Regions from separate parts of the Homo sapiens genome. Here region 2 is linked to region 1. A link is a contact called in ENCODE Hi-C or POLR2A ChIA-PET data. All regions are on one chromosome and are shown on one strand. The core of a region is the stretch at or near the end of the contact, and the rest is flanking DNA. Distances in the headings are between cores, read along the strand shown.

Region 1 (5,333 bases), core at 845-3,344:
TGAAGAACAGCCCCATTTAGGGAATGCAGGGAGAGACAGAGGAAAAGCAAGATGGTGCACAGTGACATTGAAGGTGAGTGACGAGACCCTGCAGCAAGAGGAAAGGAGCAGCAGTGCTAGATGTTGCAGAGAACCCAGAATGGTAAGGCCTGAAAACCATGTGTTTTAGATTCTGTAACCTGGAGGCCACTAGGTGACCTTAGCAAGGGCAGTCATGATGGAGTGTTGGGGCTGAAGCCCATTGCAGGGAGGCCCATAGTCAATGGGAGGTGGGCAGTAGACACAGAGAGCTGGGTTATTCTTGCCACACAGCTGTGCTGGGGCCATGGCGGGGGTGGGGGTGCCACAGAGTGGGAGCCAGAGAGGGACCTGGGTAAGGGCTGACCGTGGGTGGGGAGCGCATGGAGTGCTTTCAGAGGCCAAGTGAGTGGAACTGTCTATGAAGCAGATGGATGGAACCCTGGCTGAATTATCTCAGACTTGCCAAAGACATTCATAAAATTCAGACCCGCACACACTCGGGAATGGGAAAAATGAATTATTTTGTAAGAAGCTTATAGTCCAAAGGTAGAATTGCCCAAGAGAGCTTCTGAAAGGAAAAAGTCATAGCAAGTTGATATTTTTAAAGTGAAATAACATAGGTTGGATTTTTCTAGTAACTTCAAGGGGTAAAGACTTTGAATTTTTTTTTTGGAGACAGAGTCTCGCTTTGTCACCCAAGCTGGAGTGCAGTGGTGCGATCACAGCTCACTGCAGCCTTGACCTCCCAGGCTCAAGCAATCCTCCTGCCTCAGCCCCTCAGGTAGCTGGGATTATAGGCACACGCTACCACGCCTGGCTATTTTTTGTATATTTTGTGGAGGTGGGGTTTCACCGTGTTGCCCAGGCTGGTCTCAAACTCCTGAGCTCAAGCGATCTGCCCACCTTGGCCTCCCAAAGTGCTGGGATTAAAGGCGTGAGCCACTGTCCCTGGCCAAGACTCTGGGTTTAGTAAGCCTCTTGCAACTCACTAGGAGTGGATTTCTAGGACCTCCCCACTTTCTTGCTTGTTGTTTCTTTTGCTAGCCGTAAGTCCCTGGAGTACACTGGGTACTTTATGGGAAAAAGAGGAACAGTGTGGGACAGACTTTGCCCTGGGCTGCTTAACGTGATGTGGGGAACAGAGGTGATAAGAGCCTGTGGCAGCTCAGGCAGCCCTGCCATGACCTGGAGTTGGGGAGGGGTATCAAGGATAACAAGTCTTATACACATGCCATGCTGTTTCTTTGGATCAATAGATGGATAATTTTTAAAACCCCCTGTATGTATCAAACTCACTTTGGAGATGTAAGGCATGGCCTCTGTCCTGGTGACAGTATCTGAGTGGGAGGCCTGGTAAAATGTCTGTGTTTAGGATGATGAACGCCATAATCTAAGACTGCTAAGTGCTGTGGGGTGGTCTAGAAGGGCAGATGGGCTAGCTGCGAGGAGGGCAGAGGCACTGTGCAATGGTGTTGCCTGGGAACACTCCGTGGAGAGTGTGGGAATCTCACCCTGGCCCTACCAGGTAAGAAATTGGGCCTGGGAAATTGGGAAGGGAATTTTTCAAGCTTCATGGCTGCTCCAGGACTTGAACTAAGACTTTCCTTTAGAGCAAGCTTGTCCACCCTCTGGCCCGTGGGCCGCATGTAGCCCAGGAGAGCTTTGAATGCAGCCCAACACAAATTCATAAACTTTCTGAAAACATTGTAAGATTTTTTTTTTGCGATTATTTTTTAGCTCATCAGCTATCGTTAGTTAGCGTATTTTATGTGTGGCCCAAGATGACGACTCTTCCATCGTGGCCCAGGGAAGCCAAAACACCGGACACCCCTGCTTAGAGAAAGTGCGTTTTCTGTTATAAAAGGACCTTGAATCCCCATCTCATATGTTGGGACTTTGTCTTGCATGTTTTCAGGCAGGGCATGATTGTATCTGTAACATAATAATATGTAAGAATGTGTACTTCTTAGCCTTTGCAGAGAGGCGGGAGGCCTGTTTCCTGCAGCCCCCGCCCTGTCCTGGCTGAGGGGTGGGAGGCAGCTTGCTGGCCAGCCCCGCTGAGTCACCCTCCGGCGTGGAGCCCAGTGGGGATTTCCACGCGGCCCCAGTGTTCTCTTCTCCTCGTTTCCTGTTGGGCTGTGACGCAGGCTGGCTGCCAGCGGGTGCCGGTGGGCACTCCTGACACAGGCCACTGCCAGCCGGCCTTGTGGGTCCTGAGGGCATCGTGGGTGGCTCTCCCCCCACGAGTGACTGTGCCTGGCAGGGTGTGCCCCACATGTCAGTTGCACTCCGTTCTGGGTGGGCAGCTCCCAGAGGCCCCGGGGAGGGCTGCAGATGGGCGGGGGGTGGCTGCCTGGGAGGACGGGAGGTTTTGTTGAAGAGAGAGCTTGCTCTTGGGGCAGTTTGTACTGGGCGTTTAGGGTTATAAAAACCTAGATTTGCTGAAAACGGCTCTCTTTTATCTTCTGACAAGAACATTTGTGAAGAAAACAAAACAGACCTTCAGCCATTTAGTCTATACACCGAGAGAATGGTTTCTACAGTATGCCTGATTTCTCTGGGTCTTTCTAACACATCCATGTATGTGCTTGTCAGCTTCTAGTGCCTCCATTTCTTGATATGAGGAAATTTTGCTTAAAAAAAAATCTCTACTGATAGGACCTCTGCATATTCATGCATGTTTTTCCTCCAGAACTTTGTGTCCCACCACTGTGCTAGGCAGTTTACAAATGCCATCTGATTTCATTCCTGCCACTACAGTCTAAGGCTATATTGTCCGATACCTATCCACCACCCTCATGTGGCTATTTAAATGTTGGGTCATTAAAATTAAATACAATTACAAATGCTGTCCCTCAGTCACACCAGCCGCATTTCAAGTGCACGGGTAGGCTAGTGGCCATCAGATCAGCTCATATAGAGCAGCACGTTTTCATCACCACCAAAAATTCTATTGGGTAGCACTGGTCTAAGGTCCGGACATATGTCCCCATTTTGTAGATGAGGAAGCTGAGTCCTACAGAGGTTAAGTTGACCACTTAGAAGAATGAACAGATGAAACCTTTTCATTTTACACATGAGGAAACTGAAGGTTATACTCCCCTTTCCTTCTTAGAAAAGAGAAATTGATCTGTAGGCTTCAGGGACTCTTCAGTTAGCCTGGGGGTACTGTGCGGGTCAGCTCTTTTGCTGTTCCCCCCAGACCCTGTCAGCTGTGGGTGGTGGCTGGTTTCTCTTGGTTTCCTCACCAGAGTTTGGGAATGAGCAAGTCAGGACTGCTTTCCGTACGGTAATCCTTTGGCCCATTTCCTATCGGGGGATTTATGGAGCTGGTGATCTCTTGGGTTTTTTGGCCATTTGTTAGAGCCAAAAGAGGTCACAGGAAATGATATACTAGTTTCATTGCCCAAAATACTGAGGTCCAGAGAGGTGAGGGGATGCTGAGGGTCTTGCATCTAGCTAAGAGCTGAGCTGGCTCTTAAACTTGTTTTCAAGCCAGGACTTACCTGACTTTCTTAGGAAAGTAATCACTCCATAGACAAGGATAGGTTTTTTTCACAGAGCAATGATGTTCCCTGTGGTCCCTATGTAGGGTGGTAAGGAATAGGGCTTTGGGATCCTACAGACCAGGGTTCAAATCCTGGCCCCACCACTTGTAAGTTATGGGACTTCAGACAAGGACTTAAACATTCTAAGTCCTCAGTTTCTTCATCTGTAAAACAGGGATAAAATATCTCAGTGAATTTGTTTTAAATACTTGCGTCCGGGCATGGTGGCTCATGCCTGTAATCCCAGTACTTTGGGAGGCTGAGGTGGGAGGATCGCTTGAGGCCAGAAGTTTGAGACCAGACTGGCCAGCATAACAAGAACATAACAAGATCTCATCTCTACAAAAAATTAAAAATATTAGCTGGGCATGGTGGTGTGAGCCTGTGGTCTCAGCTACTCGGGAGGCTGCAGTGTAAGGTTGCTTGAGCCAGGAGTTAAAGTCTGCAGTGAACTCGCCACTGTACTCTAGCCTGGGCAACAGAGTGAGACCCTGTCTCAAAAAAAAAAAAAAAAAAAAAAATCAGCCAGGCGCAGTGGCTCACACCTGTAATCCCAGCACTTTGGGAGGCCGAGGCGGGTGGATCACCTGAGGTCAGGAGTTTGAGACCAGCCTAGCTAAAACATGGTGAAATTCCGTTTCTACTGAAAATACAAAAAATTAGTCAGGTGTGGTGGCACACGCCCGTAATCCCAGCTACTCGGGAGGCTAAGGCAGGAGAATCGCTTGAACCCAGGAGGAGGAGTTTGCAGTGAGCCAAGATTGTGCCATCGCACTCCAGCTTGGGCAACAAGAGCAAAACTCCGTCTCAAAAAAAAGGAAAAAAGAATTCTAACATGTTTGAGATTGACTGCAATTCCTAGCATATTACAAGTGTTAGTAAATAGTAGCCATTAATATTATGAGCTTATCATCACCTTCAGCCAGCATTCTAATTTTACAGTATAGAATCCAGTACATAGGAGGCACTCAGATAGACGGGATGCCCCAAAATTGGGAGACGGACAAACTTATTTTGAAATAGTCTTTTTTTGACATTTCCAAAGAATATACTCAATGTTTTTCTGCAACCCTTTGCCTTCTTTTTAGGTGAAGGACCTCTACATTTAAAGCAGTGGGTTCAACTGCTAACCTGAAAAGCTATAATAAAACATCCCAGAGTATCCAAAAAGCCTGGAAACAAAGGGAAAATAGTGTGTCCTGCTTTCCAACTTTCGGATATGCTGTAGAATAGACTGAAACAAATCACTGGAAAATAGGTTGTTGTCGATTTTATTTAGAAGCTTTTGTTCCTTTGGATTTTCGTCTCTTATTTTTAGACAGAGTCTCCCTCTGTCACCCAGGCTGGAGTGCCGTGGTGCAATGATAGCTTACTGCAGCCTCAAACTCCTGGGCTCAAATGATCCTCTAGCCTTGACCTCCTGATTAGCTGGGACTACAGAAGCAGGCCACCACGTCTGGCTAATTTTTGTATTTTTCTGTTGAGAAGAGGTCTTGCTATCATGGGCAGGCTGGTCTTGAACTCCTGGCCTCAAGTGATCCTCCCGCCTCAGCTTCCTGAAGTGGTAAGATTACAGGCATATGCCACCACACCCAGCTTTTTTGTTCCTTTGAAAGAAGGCATTGCTAATGATTGCCCTGAGGTGTCTAGATGACCCGGCCAGCCATCCACCTCTGCAGTTTACACAGCTTGTTGATCTCCACAGTGAGAATTAACTTCACAACCTGGGTCCAAGAGGCTGGAGGATTGTCAGTCTTTAGAAAA
Region 2 (5,328 bases), core at 2,400-4,899, 720 kb after region 1:
TGGGGCGTCCGACGTCCGGGTCACGGTTGGCAAGGCCTCCCAGCGGCCTCAGTTTCCACAGCGCACCTCCTGCTTGGGCTACAGACGACGCTGCAAATTGCAGAACACTCTTTGCAGGGAGGAGAGTGTGGATGGAGTGGGAGAGAGCTCACGGCACAGGGAATCATTCAGCCTTGGCTTTCATTTCTCGCCCTCGGCTGGCTAGTGGGGGTCCCGGGTTGAGCCCTTCTTTTATCTTTCCTGGGTCTCCGTTTCGGCCTCTATGAAATAACACGCAGGCCTCCGTCCATGCGGCTCGTAGAAGGCGGGCGGCAGGCCCCGCGCCACCGGCCAGCAGCTCGGGACCGGGAGCCCTGGGCTGAGGGGGCCGGGAAGTTTCGTGGCGGGTTGTCTTGGTGGGCCTTGGACGGAGCCGGCTAGTAGGGGCGTGCTCTGGGCCTCCCCGAAGCTGTGCAGACGAGGAGTCCCGCTGCGCGGTACAGCCAGGAAGCCAGTCCCTAGAGTCCTTTGCGCTGGGGGTCGGAGCCTTGGAGTCCCAGGATGTTCCGACGGCTAAGACCAGAGCGGACACAAAGGAGATAACAATGAAGAGGGCGCCGGCAAATGGCGAAGCATCGCCTCCGGACAGGCCATCTCCGGGCAGGGCCCCTCTAGGGAGCGGGAACGTTTCATATGCATGGGACCCACCAGATCCGCTTTCCGCTGGACCGGTGGCGAAACTGAGGTCCAGAGAGGAAGAGACTGGAGTCTCCAGGCCGCGCCAGGGCCCGCGGAACTGCGACGGGGCGGGACAGCGCGGGTGTGGGAGTTTGCCGGCCCCTTTCCCCACCGCGGATTGCACCTTTGGAAGCTGCACTTTTCTTCTCTGTAAAATGGGCATCACCATTACCACCCAGGCAGGAAGTTCCGTGGCTGCGGCTCGACAGAGGAGCCAGGCAAATGCTCCTTCCCACCCTTCCTTCCCAACTCCCCCCAAAGTGGAAAAGCTCCTAGGCAGCTGGGGCCCTCCGGAAGGGACGCCCCATCTGGGCAGGAATCTCTGCGGACTGGAGTCGTAGGCGGATCCGACCCAGAAAGCTCAGTCGCAAAAACCCTCCCGGGCTTCGCGTCCCTTCAGAAGTGGTTTGTTCCCCCCAAAAATGTTAATAACCAAACGATTGGTATGGATGTAATTATCAATAATTATACTAATTATTGCTGATTGCGGGGCTCGTAGCTACTTTAATTAGTTTACCAGATTCTAATTAAGTTAAATGAAACATTAATAGGGAAAATATGCTTTGAAAAAAAAAACCCAGGATTTAAAAAAAGTCTATTTCTCGCCACAATGTTGCCACCTTGCGACAGATTTTAAGCATTACAGCCAACGCCCGAAGGCCCAGACCAGGGTGCCTGGGGTCCCAGGGAGAAAAAGTGGGGCCTGGAAGTTGGAGGAGGCAGTTGAACACAGAATATCCTGTGGGCTGTTCTCCTGGAGTGTTTGGTTTGGCCTGGTCCCCAGCGGTGCCTACAGGAGGTCTGGCTCTGGAGTCCCAGGTCTGGGGTAAGGGACAAGAGTGAACGGAAGCCGGGGCCCCTCTTGGGATCCGCAGTGGGAAGATGATCTCTATCCCCACCTGTTCTGGCAAATCCAGAGTGAGAGACTGAGCAAAGTTGGAGCCGCCGTTGGAGACAGCATCAAGTGGGTTTATTTTTCACCCCCACGGGAGAAAGCAGTAAGTCCCTTCCCATCTCCATTTCCTCTGCAAATCAGGGTAACCTGTGTGCAAAAGCACCACTTAGAAGACCCCTTAACTCCTGGAGCACAGGTGACTCTGTGTTCTAGTGGCACTCGGTTCATGAGGCTAGCAGGGCACTCACCTCCCTTTGTTATTCTTGGTTGTAAGTGTCTGTTGCCCTAAGACTGAAAGTAAGTCCACAGCAGGGGTCACACCTTGCTTTTCCTTGCAATCTTCAACACAGGGCCCAGGGCTCCACAGGCACACAACACATGTGTAGATGAAAGGCTTCCAACTTTGCGGTTCATCTAGGTGCTGAAAATGTCTGAGGGAAGGAATCCCTAGGTGCTTCTGGACAACAGCCACTGATAAGCAATTAAGCTCATTTGCATAAGGTTAATTAAACACAGGTTTACTGCTCAGAAAGAAGATCCTTCATCAATAGGATTCGTTTTGGGAGCAGGTATCAGGTAAGTGATTGTTAACCTAGAAAAGGAAAACTTTGTTCCTGTTCCAACTGTGTCCTAAAGGGGGTATTCCTTCACTCCGTCATACTTTTCCAGGTCACTGGCACACAGGTCCACCCATTCGTAGCTACCCTGCTCTAAAGCCTTGATCCGTTGCAAACATGTGACTCCTGCCTTGAATTCAGAACACCAACAAAAGCAGAACTGGATCTGCATGCTCTTCCCATGAATTCTAAACAGCCTCATCTCCTCTCTCCATCCTCAGATGCTTGGCTAAGAGCACAAACTCTGGAGCCAGATTTACTGAGGTCTCAATGCTGCCCTGTCATTGATGAGTGACATTGGGCAAGTTGTTGAATCTCTCTGTGCCTTAGCTTCCTCATCTATAACATAGGGAGATTAACAGTACCTACTTCATAGAACTGTTTTCTGTTAATATATGTAAAGCACTGAGAACAGCTCCTGGCATACAAGAAGTGCTATTGTATTGGTGTTTGCAAAGATTACAACTCCCTCTGAATTCACTTTCCTGAGACTCAAGCCAGGAATGCTTTTAGAGTCCCAAAATGTACCCCAGTCCATCACCCTCCTCTCCTCCAGGGGCCCAGAAAGGGGGCCCAGAAAGGAGGACAAACCGGTGCTTTTTCAAGCCTGGACTATTGAGCTTTCTGAAGACACATTCATAAGAATCTACAAGCACAGAGGTTGGAAGGGCATCCTGCAACGCCAATGCATGGACTATTGAGTTTCTGGAGACACATTCATAAGAATCTAGAAGCACAGAGGTTGGAAGGGCATCCTGCAACGCCAATGCATTGACTCTATGTGTCCAAAGAGGCGAAGACTTGCCCAAGTTCCCTCAGCAGGTTAGTGCAGAGGAAAGGAAGTCAGCCAGGTCTCTGGATTTTCTGGGGCTAGGAACTGCCTGTCTTTTTCCTAATTTCTGTTCTAATCTTTTCTTTTCTTTTAAGTAGCGACAGGGCTTCACCTTGTTGGCCAGACTGGTCTCGAACCCCTGACCTCGGTATCCTCCCAGCTCAGCCTCCCAAAGTACTAGGATTACAGGCGTGAGCCACTGCGCCCGACCAGTTTCTTTAGAACAATCTCAACAGTCCTTTTTGGGCCAAGTCCTTCACTCTTGGATTCTATTTTACTCCCCATAACACCCCCTTCCACATACGTAGACTAATAATATTCCAGTCTGATGGGTTGTCTGTGCTGAAAGAGAGGGAGCCACATCGACATTGGTCGTTTTCTTATTTGGCATCCCAAGGGAGACATTTAAAACTACTCACCCAATTGCCCAAGTGGCCTCCAAAGAACCAGATATCTCTAGGGGAAGAACAGAAATCCAGCCAACAAAGATTGTCCTCTAACGCCTTACATCGAAGGCCCAGAGCCAAGGAAGAGGCGGAGATGTCCCGCAGTCCCCTATGCTCGGCTGTTACCTGGAAAGGATCATTTCACTTCCACTGAAGAGAAAAGGAATGAGTCCTGAATGGAATGCTGCCCGGCAGCTCCCAGCGCCCGCTGGTAGAGTACCCGCCGCTGTCCCTGGGTGGCTCCGGGGCTTCGAGCCTAACAGTCCTCCTGCGGCGCGCCTGGAGGCTGGGAGCTGTGCGGCCGCTCCCGGCAGATCGACTGAGGTCCCAGTGGCCGCAGGGCCCACGTGCATGCTGAAGCACTAGCAAAGCAGTTGCACCATTTTTCTGTTGGAAAGATATTTCAGAAAACATTGCCTAAGTCATCGCAGGAAATCTGAACGTGGTTGGACTTTGTTTCCTCTTTGTCTTACCACTCGGGACTGTGTTTTTGTAACTCAATTACCTGAGACCTGGGTCCCGATCTTTTCAGGGTCTGTGCCTCTGTAAGTCTTATCAGGCTTTACCTCTCAGTGATTGGTGTAAAATGATGACAGTAAAACAGTAAAACCCACAGGGTGGGGCTGTCAGGAATTTTTTAAACATTATTTTATTTTTCTGCCCCCTCCCCCTTTTCTTTTTTTCTTTTATTATTTATTTATTTGGTCTGGAATATTTCAATGAAATATTGGTGAAGCCCTTGACATATGGTAGATACTCATTAAGTGGTGGCTTTTTTTTTTTTTTTGATTCAAAGGATTCTGTCACTCTTATTGCAAGTTCCTCATACGTTTATCGTTGCACTAGTTCCTGTTATGTTTCGGAGCTGAAATGGATCAACTTTGGCAAGACGAAATTTCCTTAAGTGTAAGGTACTGCAATACTCAGGATTGTGCAGAGGGAAGCAGAGGCAAGATGGGAAAGATCGCAAACTAGGGCCCGAGGGCCAGAGGCAAAATGCACCGCAGAGATGAATCTGCCTAGGCCCCACCTCCTTCTATTCCGTCTCCTAGGACTACTACATTTTATTTGTGTTAAAAGATATCACCTGTAGATGAAAGGTGTTTTCAGTGGTAAACCGTGCACCGGCGTATAAACGTGGTGTAAAAAAAAAACCAAACAGAAAAACAACCTGATGTAAAAACAGAAAAACAACCTGATGTAAAAATATGGAACGCTTCACGAATTTGCGTGTCATCCTTGCGCAGGGGCCATGCTAATCTTCTCTGTATCGTTCCAATTTTAGTATATGTGCTGCCGAAGCGAGCACGGTGTTTCGTCCTTTCCACAAGATATATAAAGCCAAGAAATCGAAATACTTTCAAGTTACGGTAAGCATATGATAGTCCATTTTAAAACATAATTTTAAAACTGCAAACTACCCAAGAAATTATTACTTTCTACGTCACGTATTTTGTACTAATATCTTTGTGTTTACAGTCAAATTAATTCTAATTATCTCTCTAACAGCCTTGTATCGTATATGCAAATATGAAGGAATCATGGGAAATAGGCCCTCTTCCTGCCCGACCTTGGCGCGCGCTCGGCGCGCGGTCACGCTCCGTCACGTGGTGCGTTTTGCCTGCGCGTCTTTCCACTGGGGCCGGGGCGGCGCGGAGGGTTCAGACGCGGGCTCTTACTCAAACGCTGATCCCCGAAACTACCGAGCAGTGTCTGCGCGACGCGAAAGCATTTTTGGAGCGAGGGGCCATGGTGCCCATGGGATTCCCACGGGTGTTGGACTCGGGACCCCGAAAAGGTTGCGAGTCGCTGGTTGGACCC

Evidence for each region. Hi-C counts contacts between places; a loop is a spot of excess contacts on that map. ChIA-PET counts read pairs that join two places held with the same protein, here RNA polymerase II (POLR2A). Pooled maps may share reads with other maps.
Region 2: a map of PC-9 shows a loop between it and region 1 (7-fold over the local background). The contact joins the promoter of SKOR1-AS1 here to the enhancer-like site in region 1. A Hi-C loop is called at or near these places in 1 of 168 maps with a recorded cell type or tissue (PC-9), 1 of 37 single-sample maps with no recorded cell type and 4 of 50 pooled maps. POLR2A ChIA-PET finds 5 or more read pairs at or near these places in 1 of 52 experiments (Panc1).

Annotation. Positions count from the first base shown.
Region 1 is chr15:67,119,122-67,124,454 of GRCh38, forward strand. All of the region lies in intron 1 of SMAD3 (SMAD family member 3), which reads left to right. Among named protein-coding and RNA genes, the nearest start is that of SMAD3-AS1, 25 kb to the right of the region's middle. RefSeq lists enhancers at 978-1,835, 1,814-2,253. Within about 2 kb of position 2,095, at least 36 of the 41 ENCODE cell types and tissues checked have a DNase peak (open chromatin) inside an H3K27ac peak, as active enhancers do.
Region 2 is chr15:67,835,230-67,840,557 of GRCh38, forward strand. SKOR1-AS1 (SKOR1 antisense RNA 1) reads right to left here and starts at 3,650. Exons shown (of 3, transcript NR_120345.1): 1 at 3,481-3,650; 2 at 1,861-2,204; 3 at 1-552. RNU6-1 (RNA, U6 small nuclear 1) reads right to left here and starts at 4,816; the gene lies at 4,710-4,816. RefSeq lists enhancers at 1,600-2,130, 4,754-5,328, 5,162-5,211.